2 separate regions of the Homo sapiens genome follow, and region 2 is linked to region 1. Evidence: chromatin contacts called from ENCODE Hi-C data. All regions are on one chromosome and are shown on one strand. The core of a region is the stretch at or near the end of the contact, and the rest is flanking DNA. Distances in the headings are between cores, read along the strand shown. Region 1 overlaps STX8 (syntaxin 8). Region 2 overlaps STX8 (syntaxin 8).

Region 1 (7,101 bases), core at 1,571-4,070:
TTTTTTTTTTTTAGTTTGGTAGTAATTTAGGGCAAGAATTATAATAGACAAAGGGGAAAATCCATCCTGGCTAACATGGTGAAACCCCATCTCTACTAAAAAAAAAAACAAAAAATCAGCTGGGTGTGGTGGCGGGCGCCTGTAGTCCCAGCTACTCGGGAGGCTGAGGCAGGAGAATGGCATGAACCCGGGAGGTGGAGCTTGCAGTGAGTCGGGATCGCGCCACTGCAGTCCAGCCTGGGTGACAGAGCAAGACTCCGTCTCAAAAAAACAAAAACAAAACAAAACACACAAAGGGAAAAATGACAATAAGTTCCAAAAAAACACAAAATATTGCATGAGAAAGGAGATCTAATTACAATAAACTACGTAGCTCTGTTAATGATATTGATATGGTCAAAATGAAAACAATGAGTGATAACTAACAATTGTAGTTTAACTCTGTTGGTAGCACAGAGAAAGAAGTGTGAGTGCCTGAGCATGTGTGTGGGCGGACAATGAAAGAACTAATCATTTCCCACAGGAGGAAGTTAAGAGACAGCTTCTAGAATTGCAAGCAAATCGAGTCATGTCAGTACAAGTACATTATTTAGAAATAAGAAAGCAAAACCAAGAAGAGAGTGTGAAAGAGTTGAAAGTACCTTCCTTTGGAGAGTGGGGTGTAGGGGAAGGAAGGTGAAACAGGTGACTCTTGCTTTCTGTTTTCTCTTTTGAAATACACCCTGCACTATTTGTCTTTTTAAATTATGCCATTATTTTGACTCATCACCAGGTGAAAGTCTATGTCAAATGCATGCCACTGTGTGTGGATTGAGGGCAGGTGTAGGGCAGGATGGGGGTGAGTGCCACCTGCATCTGAACGCCATGGAACACGCAGGTATTGGGTGTTAGAGACAGAAGAGAACACACATTCATTACACTCTCCTCTTGGCTGCTCAGCAAGCACGTGTGCGCGTATACGCACAAACACACACACAGGTATATACAATTTCAAGCAAATTTGATACATTTATCAAAATATAATTATCCCAAGCACAACCAAAACTGCATTCACTTCCTTCCCAACGGGAGAAAAATCTCAAATCACATCTTGCTACAGTATAGCGAGGGAAGGAGGGGCCTCTGTGGTACAAGTCCCAGATCTCTGGTTAATGGTCATCTTCTCAACCCAGTTCATAAATAGTTCTCCATATTATGACCAAGTAATTTAGTTATTTCCAATATATCCGATATATACCTGTAGACAAATGCCCTGAGGATGCTACCAAAAGCTCCTGTTTGGAAAAGGGGAAAGGCACACATTGCCACCCAGTCCAGGACGTACATGCTTCTTATTAGGGTGCAGTAACCCTGTCCCCTGGGAGGCTCATTCTTGTCTAATGTCCTCTGCTGAAAAAGACAACCCTTTGGGGGTTTCCGCACTACCTAAGGTCAGCTTCAAAAAGGGAATGTTGCATAGCCATGGTGAACATGGAACAAGTTCTAGGAAGAAATGAGGATCCAGAAGTAGAATCAACCCGAACAAATATTACTGTCAACCAAATAGAGTTTGTGTGTGTTGTATAAAATCACTGTAGAATTATATGCTTCAATTACTGAGATTAAATATTCAGTATCAGGAAAAAGCTTGCCTTTCTTAAAAAGTATGTTTTGGCTGGGCGCAGTGGCTCACACCTCCCAGCACTTTGGGAGGCCGAAGCCGAAAAGTCACCCGAGCCGAGGAGTTCACGACTAACCTGGGCAACATGGTGAAACCTCGTGTCCACTAAAAACACAAAACATTAGCTGGGTGTGGTGGTGGGTACCTGTAGTCCCAGCTACTCAGGAGGGAGGGAGGATCACCTAAGCCTGGGAATTTGAAGCTGCAGTGAGCCATGATCACGCCACTGCACTCCAGCATGGGCGATGGGAGTGAGACTCGGTCTCAAAAAAAAAAAAAAAAAAAGTATGTTTCTTTCCTTTCCTATTAAATACTTCCATTGTGGTACACATCATATTTCCCTTTCTGTGTTGGTTTTCCAAGATTCTATCCTCAGTGCTAAATTTAATGCTCAAATATGGTATTAGTTTAGGAATTGGACATATTTTATTTACGTTCTCTTCTACATGTAAACATTTTCTATTCTTTAACAGCTTTGAGATTTTATATATACATACATCTTTTATTGTAAACTACCCATGTCCTCTTTGGAATACATAGGTCACAAATTATAAATAAAATCTATCTTGGGATAGGATTTGAGCTATCTTTGCTAAACTGCCCTACAAGATTCCTAGAGATTGAGGTTGGGGAAGAAACTGGGCTTTGAACAGTCCAAAGGCTCCGCTAGCCAGTCTTTATTGCTTGCTGTTTTATCTTAAGTCTGGTTCTGCAGGCTAAACTCTGTGAACGTATTCATTTATTTATGCTTTTGTGTATATTTTGGTGTTGTTTCCAAGGAAAAGTTCTCTTTCAAATCCTCCCGCCTTGCCTTAGTTGAACTAAGGAGAAGTGGGATTTTCTCCTGTGTTGATGTGTTCCTGAGTGTTGGATGGGGTGCTGCCAGCTAACCAGACCAGGACTAGAGCTAAGGAAGAAGCTGCTGGAGCTGGGGCAGAGGCACTGGGAATCCAGGAGGTACAGGACTGGCCCAGAGGTGGATGGACGGAGTCCCTGCCCACAGGGCAATTCCTTTACACAAAGAAGAACCTCAGACAAATAAATGGGTACTAAACATATGAACGATATAAGGGTAGAGCAAAGGCATCCTGGAAGTCAGTGTCACGGTCTCCACCGTGGGGCCTGTCCGTGGGGCTTCAGCATTCACTGGCGTGGGAGACCTGCAGCTTAGGTGTGTCACCACCGTGTGGTGGAAGGGAGAGTGACAGGCATACAGAGCCCAGTGGGTTCCCAGTTCAGAGATTTATGGTGCTTTTCTAAGCCACAGCTTGAACAAAAATAGAATCTGTTTATTAAACTTGTCTCTTTCATAACACAACACAGACTTCAGAAAGATAACTTTACAGCAGACAAAATAAAGAGGAGGCACTCATATTTCTCCAGCTACCTGCTAATGGCTAATCTCGAGCATGCTTTATTCTGAGGCCTACAGGAAGGAGTTTCCTCCTCTCACCTCCAACTAAAAAGAATCCCCTTTCTTTACTTTGGCATTGAACCCCTTCAGCAGCACAGCTCACAGTCCTGGCCCTGGCTTACTAGGGCTTGCAGAATCATCTTGCTTCACCAAGCTGGTTTGGAAGCAGCAGAATTTCCTCTTGAGCCAACAAGTCTTCCCCTCGCTGAATGCTCTCTGGCTGTTTCTAAGAATGTGCTCTGCAGTTCCCATGCCCCAAGTCCTCAGATGCCACTAGCTATTCAGCTCTCATGCCCCCCATCTTCTCTCCAAACACAAGGCCTTACACCCAACCAGCAAGCAACTCTAGGAAGATTATTTTCAAGACAGATTAAAGTAACCTGACAGAAAATAGAACAAAACATGAATATCCGGTATCATCATGGATACTGGTTGGTTAAGCAAATTTAAATTCATTTCACCAATATTATTGAATTGGGTACAATCACTAAATAACCACTGGGACACAGCAGCCAGGGACCTCCATGTCTCCTAGGTAGATAAAGAAAAATAATAATGAATAGTGAGAGCATTTACAAAGTGCCAAGCATTGTTCTGAAGAATACACATGCTATAATTCATTTCACCCTCACAAATCTCCCAATGTTGGGTAGATCCCATGAATACTTCTAGTTTCTAGGCAGTATTCTAGGAGTATCTAAGGGATGCTCGAGGTCTCACAGCTGGTAACCAATGGAGCTGGATTCCAATCCAGAAAGTCAGATTGTAGACCCCTCAAAACAGTGTCTGCAGCCACTGCCTTACACGGCTTCCTGGGGAAGTCATCCCCTACCTGTAATCAGCTTATGAGGACCTCACAGAAGATGTGGAATTTTAGAGACTTTTTTTTTTTTTAATGAGAACATTATAACTTGGGCATGAGGTAGCTATGAAGAATTCTCAAAGACCTGATTAAGGTCCTTGGATAAGTGATGACAGTGAGATAGGAGGTGTAAGAAGGTCCGGCGGTCTACCCAGAAAATGTTACCATAAAAATAGAATACTGTCATTAATTTTGAAGTGAATACGACACTTTGTACTTTGCAAAGAACCGTGACATATATGTTATCCATTTTAAGCTTTGCAGTAACCCCAGATGTCATGTTTAACTTTTTATGTGGTCACCATTTATAGTACTTTTTTTTTTTTTTGAGATGGAGTCTCTGTCTGTCGCCCAGGCTGGAGTGCAGCGGCACGATCTTGGCTCACTGCAAGCTCCGCCTCCCGGGTTCACGCCATTCTGCTGTCTCAGCCTCCCAAGTACCTGGGACTACAGGCACCCGCCACCACGCCTGGCTAATTTTTTTTTTGTATTTTTAGTAGAGACGGGGTTTCACCGTGTTAGCCAGGATGGTCTCGATTTCCTGACCTAGTGATCTGCCCGTCTCGGCCTCCCAAAGTGCTGGGATTACAGGCGTGAGCCACTGCCCCTGGCCCAAGTCTTATTTTCTCCATCTTATAGATGAAGCAAATGATGAAGATTCCACGGCTAGCCTAGAGGTGGCCTAGGGTTTGGGTCTTCTGATGTCTATTGCAGTGCTGTTGGTCACATCTTGCTAATTTGGCCCCAGGGTCAGCAAAGAACTCTTAGTGAGAGAGATGGCGTAACACAAGATAGGAAGGAAAGGAAAGATATGAAGTCTGGCTGGAAGGCCTAATGGTGATAAAGTGAAAGAGGAAGAGAACTCGTATTTTCTGAGCCCTTACTATGTGCAAAACCCTATGGTGGGCCTCAATGGCTCAGGAAAGCTGGAAATACAACAGAATCACTGAAAGAGAAGATTCCTGCATGGAAGGCAACTGTTGCTTCTCCATCAGGATCAGCTCTGAGTGAGGGTGGAACATCTGAAGCCAGGCGTTTCATAAACAGGAGCTTTGGCAGTCTTACACTCTTTAGAGCAGACAACAAGGAGCAGACAGGAATCAGGAATCGCTCCTTAGAGACTTCCAGGGATGGGAAGAATGCATGGGAAAGGATTCTTAAGAAGGTGTGTGCAGAGGAGGGTACTTCATTGATGAAACATAAGGAAGAACTAGGGGCCAGGGAAACTCTAGTGTTGGTAAGCATTATGGACTGAATCGTATCACCCCAACATTCATATGTTGAAGCCCAAATCCTCAATGTAACTGTATTTGGAGACAGGAACTTTGAAAATGTAATGAAAATGAAAATGAGGTCATAAGAGTGGGGTACTAGTCCAATAGGACTGATGTCATTATAAGAAGAGGAAGAGACACCAGAGGGCTCTTTCCTTCTCTGAACTTGCATACTCTGAGCATGCACAGAGGAAAGGCCACGTGAGCACAGAGCAAGAAGGCAGCCATCTGCAACCCAAGGACAGAAGCCTCAGCAGAAACCGACCCTGCTGGCACCCTGATCTTGGATTTCTAATCTCCAGAATTCTGAGAGAATAAACTTCTGTTGGCTAAGCAACCCCGCCTGGTATTTTGTTATGGCAGCTTGAGCAGACTAATGGAGTGAGCCTTGTTGGCCCTGCCACCTCCCTGGCTCTTGGCCAACACTAATTTATATTTGAAAACTCAGAGTCACCTCTTCTATGAGGTCTTTCTCATTCATCCTAGCCATTTCTTCCTTGATGCCTCCTCTCTATGTGAAGGGATCTTATCTTAGAACCCATAACACTTTATTGACTTAGTCTTTTTTAAAACAAGCCTAACTGTTCCTATTAGACTCCGAGCCCCTTGAAAGAAGAGACCACCTTAGTCAACTTTATAGTCCTGGTCCCTAGCATGTAGCAGACATTCAATAATTGTTTATAGACAAATTAAAGAAATGAACAAATCTAGGATATTATCTTGAAAATGTAGGCTGGGACCAGGCACGGTGGCTCACACCAGTAATCCCAGCACTTTCGGGAGCTGAGGCGGGCAAATCACGAGGTCAGGAGTTCGAGACCAGCCTGGCCAACAGGTGAAATCCCGTCTCTACTAAAAATACAAAAAATTAGCTGGGCGTGGTGGCAGGTGCCTGTAATTCCAGTTACTCGGGAGGCTGAGGCAGGAGAATCACTTGAAACCAGGAGGCAGAGGTTGCAGTGAGCCAAGATCGCGCCACCGCACTCCAGCGTGACGACAGAATGAGATTCCGTCCCCCCTCCCCCCCAAAAAAAGGAGGCTGGGTGCAGTGGCTCATGCCTGTAATCCCAGCACTTTGGGAGGCCAAGACAGGTGGATCACCTGAGGTCAGGAGTTCGAGACCAGCCTGGCCAACATGGTGAAACCCCATCTCTACCAAAAATACAAAAAATTAGCCAGGTGTGGCCAGGCGCAGTGGCTCATGCCTGTAATCCCAGCACTTTGGGAGGCCAAGGCGGGCGGATCACGAGGTCAGGAGATTGAGACCATCCTGGCTAACACGGTGAAACCCTGCCTCTGCTAAAAATACAAAAAATTAGCCGGGGGCGGTGGCGGGTGCCTGTAGTCCCAGCTACTCAGGAGGCTGAGGCAGGAGAATGGCGCGAACCCGGGAGGCGGAGATTGCAGTGAGCCGAGATCGTGCTACTGTACTCCAGCCTGGGAGACAGAGTGAGACTCCGTCTCAAAAAAATTAGCCAGGCATGGTGGTGCATGCCTGTAATCCCAGCTACTCGGGAGGCTGAGGCAGGAGAATGGCGCGAACCTGGGAGGCAGAGCTTGCAGTGAGCTGAGATCGCACCACTGCACTCCAGCCTGGGCGACAGAGACTCTGTCTCAAAAAAATTAGCCAGGCGTGGTGGTGCGTGCCTGTAATCCCAGCTACTTGGGAGGCTGTGGCAGGAGAATAGCTTGAACCTGGGAGGTGGAGGTTGCAGTGAACCAAGATCACACCACTGCATTCCAGCCTAGGCAACGAGAGTGAAACTCCATCTCTCAAAAAAAAAAAAAAATGTATATTAGTGTAAATGTAAATGTTATGACATGATTAATTAATGAATTCATTCATTCAACAATAAACTTGTAAATGGCTGGAAGGAAAAAAAGAAGTAAA
Region 2 (7,101 bases), core at 2,775-5,274, 140 kb after region 1:
CTAGCGGGTGCCTGTCCTGGAGAGAAAGCGCTGGGTGCAGGCACTCATTTTTAATTTTCTTAAAATAGAGTTGAAAAGCGTGTCTGCTGCCTGTGAGGTTCTTTCCTTTCTTGCTGAAGGCTGTAACTCTACTCCGGCAATTCCTGCTCCTCTGGCCAAAGAAAAACTGCTTCTGGATCAATCTAACCTCCAGGATATACTGACATCATTCCTCTGCTTTTCAGTTGAGCTGACTCGTGCTATGGACCCAAGGGCTGTAGCACACAGAACTGCACTCCTAGGACCAGTGGCTGCTGACTCCTCAGAGTTCTCACCTGGTTAGAGAAGGCCCTTTCCAAGTCTCCCATTTCTAAAAACTCTGAATCAGAGAACAGGGGGTAGTCATCCTGTGAGAGGTAAATTCTCTTGACATCCATGACAATTCAGGCAAGTCTTTTGTATTCTACTTAGTCACCAGAAATGACTTTTGTTTTGTTTTGTTTTGTTTTGAGATGGAGTCTCACTCTGTCTCCAGCCTGGTGGGCAGTGGCGCGATCTCGGCTCACTGCAAGCTCCGCCTCCCGGGTTCATGCCATTCTCCTGCCTCAGCCTCCCGAGTAGCTGGGACTACAGGTACCCGCCACCACGCCCGGCTAATTTTTTGTATTTTTAGTAGAGACGGGGTTTCACCGTGTTAGCCAGGATGGTCTTGATCTCCTGACCTTGTGATCCACCCGCCTTGGCCTCCCAAAGTGCTGGGATTACAGGCGTAAGCCACCCCGTCCGGCAAAGAAATGATTCTTAATCTCTCTTGAGGTGTGTTCACCCTGAGTGGATCAGTCTGATTTCTGGACAAGCCCTGTCTGATAGAAATGTAATGTGAACCATGTCTGTAATTATGAAAAAGTAAAAAGGAACAATGGCATATTTTATTTAACCCAATATAGCCAAATATTACCATTTCAGTATGTAATCAATATAGAAATTATTGGCAAGATATTTTGAATCTTTTTTTCTGGCACCATATCTTCCAAGTTCAGTGTTACCTTGTACTTACAGTACATCTTAATTCAGACTAGCCACATTATAAGAGCTCAATAGCTACAAGTGGCCTGTGGCTACTATAGTGGACAACACCGGTCTATTCAGAGGCTCTGTTGATAGCAAAGTGTCATATTTCTAGAGACACATAATTGAAAGAAAATGCAACCAATGAGGCACAAAACATGTTTTTCAAGTTCATAGCCCCATATTTCATGAAAGGGTACCTTTGACTTGGTCAGTTTCAGTGCAAACATATTAATCCTTAATTACCCAGAAGATTCAGTTAACCAGAACATCCCAATCCCTTACTATATACTCAGTGGGGTTTTTAAAACAGTTTTATTGAGACATAATTCACCTGCCACAAATTTACCCATTTAAACTGTATAATTACATAGTTTTTGGAATGTTATACTATTAATTTTTTAAAATTGTTTTGAGATATATATATCTAAAATGGCAAAATGGCACATTTTGTTTTATATATTATATATAAAATATATAAATACATTATTTATATATTTTTATTATATATTTTATATACATATATTTATATATAATATATAATAAATATTTATATATAACATATATTTATATATTATAAATATATAAATATATGTAAATAGGCCAGGCACGGTGGCTCACACACCTGTAATCCCAGCACTTTGGGAGGCCTAGGCAGGCGGATCATGAGGTCAGGAGATCAAGACCATCCTGGCTAACACGGTGAAACCCCATCTCTACTAAAGGTACAAAAAATTAGCCGGGCGTGGTGGCGGGCACCTGTAGTCCCAGCTACTCGGGAGGCTGAGGCAGGAGAATGGCGTGAACCCAGGAGGCGGAGCTTGCAGTGAGCTGAGATCGCGTCACTGCACTCCAGCCTGGGCGACAGTGCAAGACTCCATCTCAAAAAAATATATATTATATATTTTATATTATATTATATATTATATATATTATATTTTATATATTATATATAACATATATATTTTATATATTATATATAACATATATATTTTATATATTATATATTATATATATTATATATAATATATAATATATATTATATATATTATATATTATATAGAATATATTATATATAATATATTATATATTATATATAATATATATAATATATATTATATAGAATATATTATATATAATATATATATTATATATTATATAGAATATATTATATATAATATATATATTATATATTATATATTATATATAATATATTCTATAGAATATATATATTCTATATAATATATATATTCTATATAATATATATATTCTATATAATATATATATTTTATATATAAATAAATATAAATATAAAATATATATAATTTATATATAAAATATAAAATATATATAATTTATATATAAATAAAATATAAATTATATATAATTTATATATAAATAAAATATATATTATATATAAAACAATTTGCCATTTTAAAGTATATAATTCTGTGGCATTAATTACACTAACAGTGTGGTATAACCACCACCACTTATCTATTTCCAAAACTTTAAAATTATCTCAAACAGCAACTCTAACCATTATGTAATAATTCCCCATTTCCCCCTGCCCCTAGCCTCGGTAACCTCTAATCTACTTTCTTTCTCTGTGAATTTGCCTATCCTAGATATTCCATATAAGTGAAATCATACAATATTTGTCTTTTTGTATCTGGCTTATTTCACTGAATGTCTTCCAGGTTCATATATGTAATCGCATATATCAAAACTTCATTCTTTTTATGGCTGAATAATAGACCATTTTAAGTACATACTACAACTTGTTTACACATTCATCTGTTGACGGACAGTTGGGCTCAGTGGTTTTGGCTTTTTTTTTTTTTTTTTTGAGACAGAGTCTCGCTCTGTTGCCCAGGATGGAGTGCAGTGGCGTGATCTTGGCTCACTGCAACCTCTGCCTCCCAGGCTCAAGTGATTCTCCTGCCTCAACCTCCCAAGTAGCTGGGACTACAGGCGACCGCCACCATGCCTGGCTAATTTTTTGTATTTTTAGTAGAGACGGGATTTCACCATGTTAGCCAGGATGGTCTCAATCTCCTGACCTCGTGATCCACCCGCCTCGGCCTCCCAAAGTGCTGGGATTACAGGCGTGAGCCACTGCCCCCGGCCTTTGGCTTGTTTTTTAATAAATCATGAGTTGCTGAGCATCTCATTGGGTAGCAGGGGTTTTTTTGTTGTTGTTGTTTTGGTTTTTTTTTAGTAGAGATGGGGTTTCACCATGTTGGCCAGGATGGTCTCCATCTCCTGACCTCGTGATCCACCTGCCTTGGTCTCCCAAAGTGCTGGGATTACAGGTGTAAGCCACTGCGCCCAGCCTTTGGCTTGTTTTTTAATAAACCATGAGTTGCTGAGCATCTCATTGGGTAGTAGCATTTTTGTTGTTGTTGTTTTATTTTTCTGTTTTTTTTTTTAGTAGAGATGGGGTATCACCATGTTGGCCAGGATGGTCTCGATCTCCTGACCTCGTGATCCACCTGCCTCGGCCTCCCAAAGTGCTGGGATTACAGGTGTGAGCCACTGCGCCTGGCCTTTGGCTCATTTTTTAATAAATTATGAGTTGCTGAGCATCTCATTGGGTAGCAGGGTTTTTGTTGTTGTTGTTGTTGTTGTTTTGTTTTTTTTGTTTTTTTGTTTTTTAGTAGAGATGGGGTTTCACCATGTTGGCCAGGATGGTCTCGATCTCTTGACCTTGTGATCCACCTGCCTCGGCCTCTGAAAGTGCTGGGATTACAGGCGTGAGCCACCGCGGCTGGCCAAGGGCAGCAGGTTTAAAGGAAGAGAGAACACAGTCATGACACTGGTGCTGTGGCTGAATTCTAGAAGGTAGTCCTCTTCCCAATTTTACTAACTGAGAAAAGTAACAAGGTAAGGCTCACTTGTTTAAGAACAGCAGGTTAGCAACAACATAGTGCCAAACGTTCTGACATTAACATCATGGTGTTAAGACCACGAGTGCTGTACTGTCTCCAAATACAGGTCAAGGCTATGCTTGCAGAGCTTTCCCAGAAACCTCCCTTCCTTTTCCTTTCTGAAGTCAGAGTGTTCCTAGGACAACATTTTGGTTCATAAAACATTTTGTAATGCTGTGACTATCTCAGCATACAGGATACCCCTCTCACTTCAATCTCCTTGTTTTCTAATAAAATCAAACATTTCAAAAATGGCATTAATGTAATGGATGAAAGAGTTACACTTCACCATCATTTTAAGTTAAAAAGAAGTATTTGAAAAAATAAATTCTGATTCTAATGCTCGTTCTTGAAAGTTTGCTTCAAGCAGGAAAACAACTGCTTTTCAGATTCTCTTTTTCACCTGGCTTTTTTTTTTAAGTTCTTAAGTAAAAATAAAAAAGTTCCAATTGATTTTGTAAGTTTTGTGATGGTAAAACAAGATGTGGAGCAAACATTTCAGAATACCAAACAGAGTTAATTAATTCCAGTATAAGCTCCTCACATACGGCCAGAGCTTGCAAGCAGATGTGCTGGCTAAATATCTCAGGTCAATCTTAGCACATTATTGAAAGTAACCTCCCATTCCTCAGAAAAGTCTGGCCTGCAGCTTACAAACTAGAGCAAACAACTTAGACACATGGAAAAGTAGAATTTAACATCTCCCGATTTCCACTCTCCATTTATTTCCAAACCTTCCATCTAAATCGGAAGAAAAAAAAAATGCCCTCTAGTCACACATAGGCCACACTAAAGTATTAGCCACTAAAATAAAAGATGAGGAAGCAATTTTAAATGCAGTCACCACAAATGTGTTTTGGGAACTTTCACCTTGTCTCTCATAAACTAGAAAGTGTACTTCATGTTCCTTTTGGTTTCGAATGAGCAAGGCATTTCAACTATTAACATTTCATTTCCACCACGTGTCTGTTTCAGAGCTAGCAGCTGGCCTATTTATTTTGCTAGCTGGTGATAGAATTAAATACAGAGTCTTTGAAAACATTTACAAGCTTTCCCTCTAACCTTCTGTGTACTTTCCAAATTAGGCTACTTTGATTGTTATTAGCTAAAGGTTTACGTACTGGAATACTAACACTGTTACCTTCAGAGTAAATTGTTTATAGCTCAGGTGCAGTTTAGAACATTTTCCTCCATGGAATACTCTTGAGATTGAGGAGAAGAAAGTTGAACTGGTTCACTCTGGATCAACAAGTTTCCTTTGTGAGTCAAACAATATTAAGGCCACACAGATATGGATGCAGTCAGGGAAACCAGTTGTGAAAATAGTTCTAGTCCTCTACAAAACCACAGGCTTCCTTTGTGAGCTCCCAAATGCTTTATAATCTCAAAATCACCATCGTCATAATGCACTCCTAAGATTTATTCTTTGACACTAGCGTTTTGATGTGGAAGACAAGGCATACGCCTGGACCCCAGGCCAGTGTGGGTTCAAATCACGTCTCCTTCACTTATGATGAGCTAGACGGTCTTAACCAAATAACCCAAGTCTTTAGTTTCAAAATCAGCAAAACGGAAATAGTAATTTCCACTTCATAGCTTTGTCGTGAGCACTTGCATTGCACAGATGCTCAATTAGTGGTTTGGGATGAAATCAAAGATCCTTCATCACTATAAGCTTTTCTCAATCTCTTCGGCCCACAATATCACTCATGAAAAGCATCCATTCATTCTTTCATTCAGTCAAAAACTACCTATTGGCCCTACTGGAGATAAGAAGTTCCTCCTCCATAGATTGTGATGATGGTTTCATGGATGTACACCTATCTCCAAACTCATCATGTTGTAGGCATTAAATATTACCATTTTTTGTATGTGGGGGAAAAAAGAATGGGAAAAAATGTGGCCCCTTCTCTTAAGGAATACACAGAGTACTTCAGGGGGTCACAGATATTAAAACGGGGGAAGGGAGGGTGGGAATCCAAAAGAGTGAAAACTCTAGCTGCTCCACAGAGTATTGTGAGGACCCAGAGAAATGGGCCAACTCTTCCTAGGAAAGTGAGGAAGAGTTTAATGGGGAAGATGATATTTGAACTACGGTTGTGTGTGTCTTTTAGGTAAGAAAGATGCTCTTCTTGAGCATCATAAGCAAGGAGAACAGCACAGAAGAAGGTAAGGAGTGGTGAGATGGATTGCTGTAGTCAGTGCAGCTACAGAAGAGATGATGCTGCCTAGGGGGTAAAACGGGCTTTAGTATGTCAGGATCTTTTTTTTTTGAGACGGAGGCTCACTCTATCGCCTAGGCTGGAGTGCACTGGCGCAATCTCGGCTCACTGCAACCTCCGCCTCCCAGGTTCAAGCAATTCTCCTGCCTCAGCCTCCTGAGTAGCTGGGATTACAGACAGGTGCTACCATGCCCGGCTAATTTTTTGTATTTTTAGTACAGACAGGGTTTCACCATATTAGCCAGGAGGGTCTCGATCTCTGGACCTCGTGATCCGCCGGCCTCAGCCTCCCAAAGTGCTGGGATTACAGGCGTGAGCCACTGCGCCCAGCCAGTATGTCAGGATCTTAAAGTTGCTATTTCATCCTCAATGTGACAAGAAGCCACTAGAGGATTTTAGCATGAAAACAACACAATCAGATTTGTTTTTAAGAAACTAATTGCGTTAGCAGAGGGGAAGACAGAGTGGAACACTAAAGGACTTGTGGCAGGAAACCCAGCTAGGTATAGCCATAGTTCCAAGGCAGAGAAGACAGGGTCTGGGATCAAAGCAAATTAAGGCAGCAGAGGTGGGAAGAAAAATGTGAGAGACAGTTTCAGAGGTGAAATCAACTGAATTCAGTGACTGGCTGCAGATGTCTAACTGATATAGGGCAGGCAGGCTTAGCCTGGGAGGGTTCTTGGCTTCACCCAGGAAAGAATTCAAGGGTGAGCCAGAGGTGAGCGGCAGTGTGCAGCAGAGGTACTGTTCCTTGTAGAGCAGGGCTAACTCATAGGCAGTGTGTCCAGAGCAGCAGCATATGGGCTGTTGGCTAGCTGTATTTATATCTACTTTTAGTTGCATGCAAATGAAGAGGTGGGTTATTTAGACCTTTTAGAAAAGGGGTGGGGCATTTCTAGATG

Evidence for each region. Hi-C counts contacts between places; a loop is a spot of excess contacts on that map. Pooled maps may share reads with other maps.
Region 2: a map with no recorded cell type shows a loop between it and region 1 (13-fold over the local background). The contact joins two enhancer-like sites. A Hi-C loop is called at or near these places in 22 of 37 single-sample maps with no recorded cell type and 6 of 50 pooled maps.

What each region holds. Positions count from the first base shown.
Region 1 is chr17:9,289,516-9,296,616 of GRCh38, forward strand. All of the region lies in intron 7 of STX8 (syntaxin 8), which reads right to left. Among named protein-coding and RNA genes, the nearest start is that of NTN1, 270 kb to the left of the region's middle. RefSeq lists an enhancer at 740-849. Within about 2 kb of position 2,821, at least 10 of the 41 ENCODE cell types and tissues checked have a DNase peak (open chromatin) inside an H3K27ac peak, as active enhancers do.
Region 2 is chr17:9,427,772-9,434,872 of GRCh38, forward strand. All of the region lies in intron 6 of STX8 (syntaxin 8), which reads right to left. Among named protein-coding and RNA genes, the nearest start is that of STX8, 140 kb to the right of the region's middle. Within about 2 kb of position 4,025, at least 3 of the 41 ENCODE cell types and tissues checked have a DNase peak (open chromatin) inside an H3K27ac peak, as active enhancers do.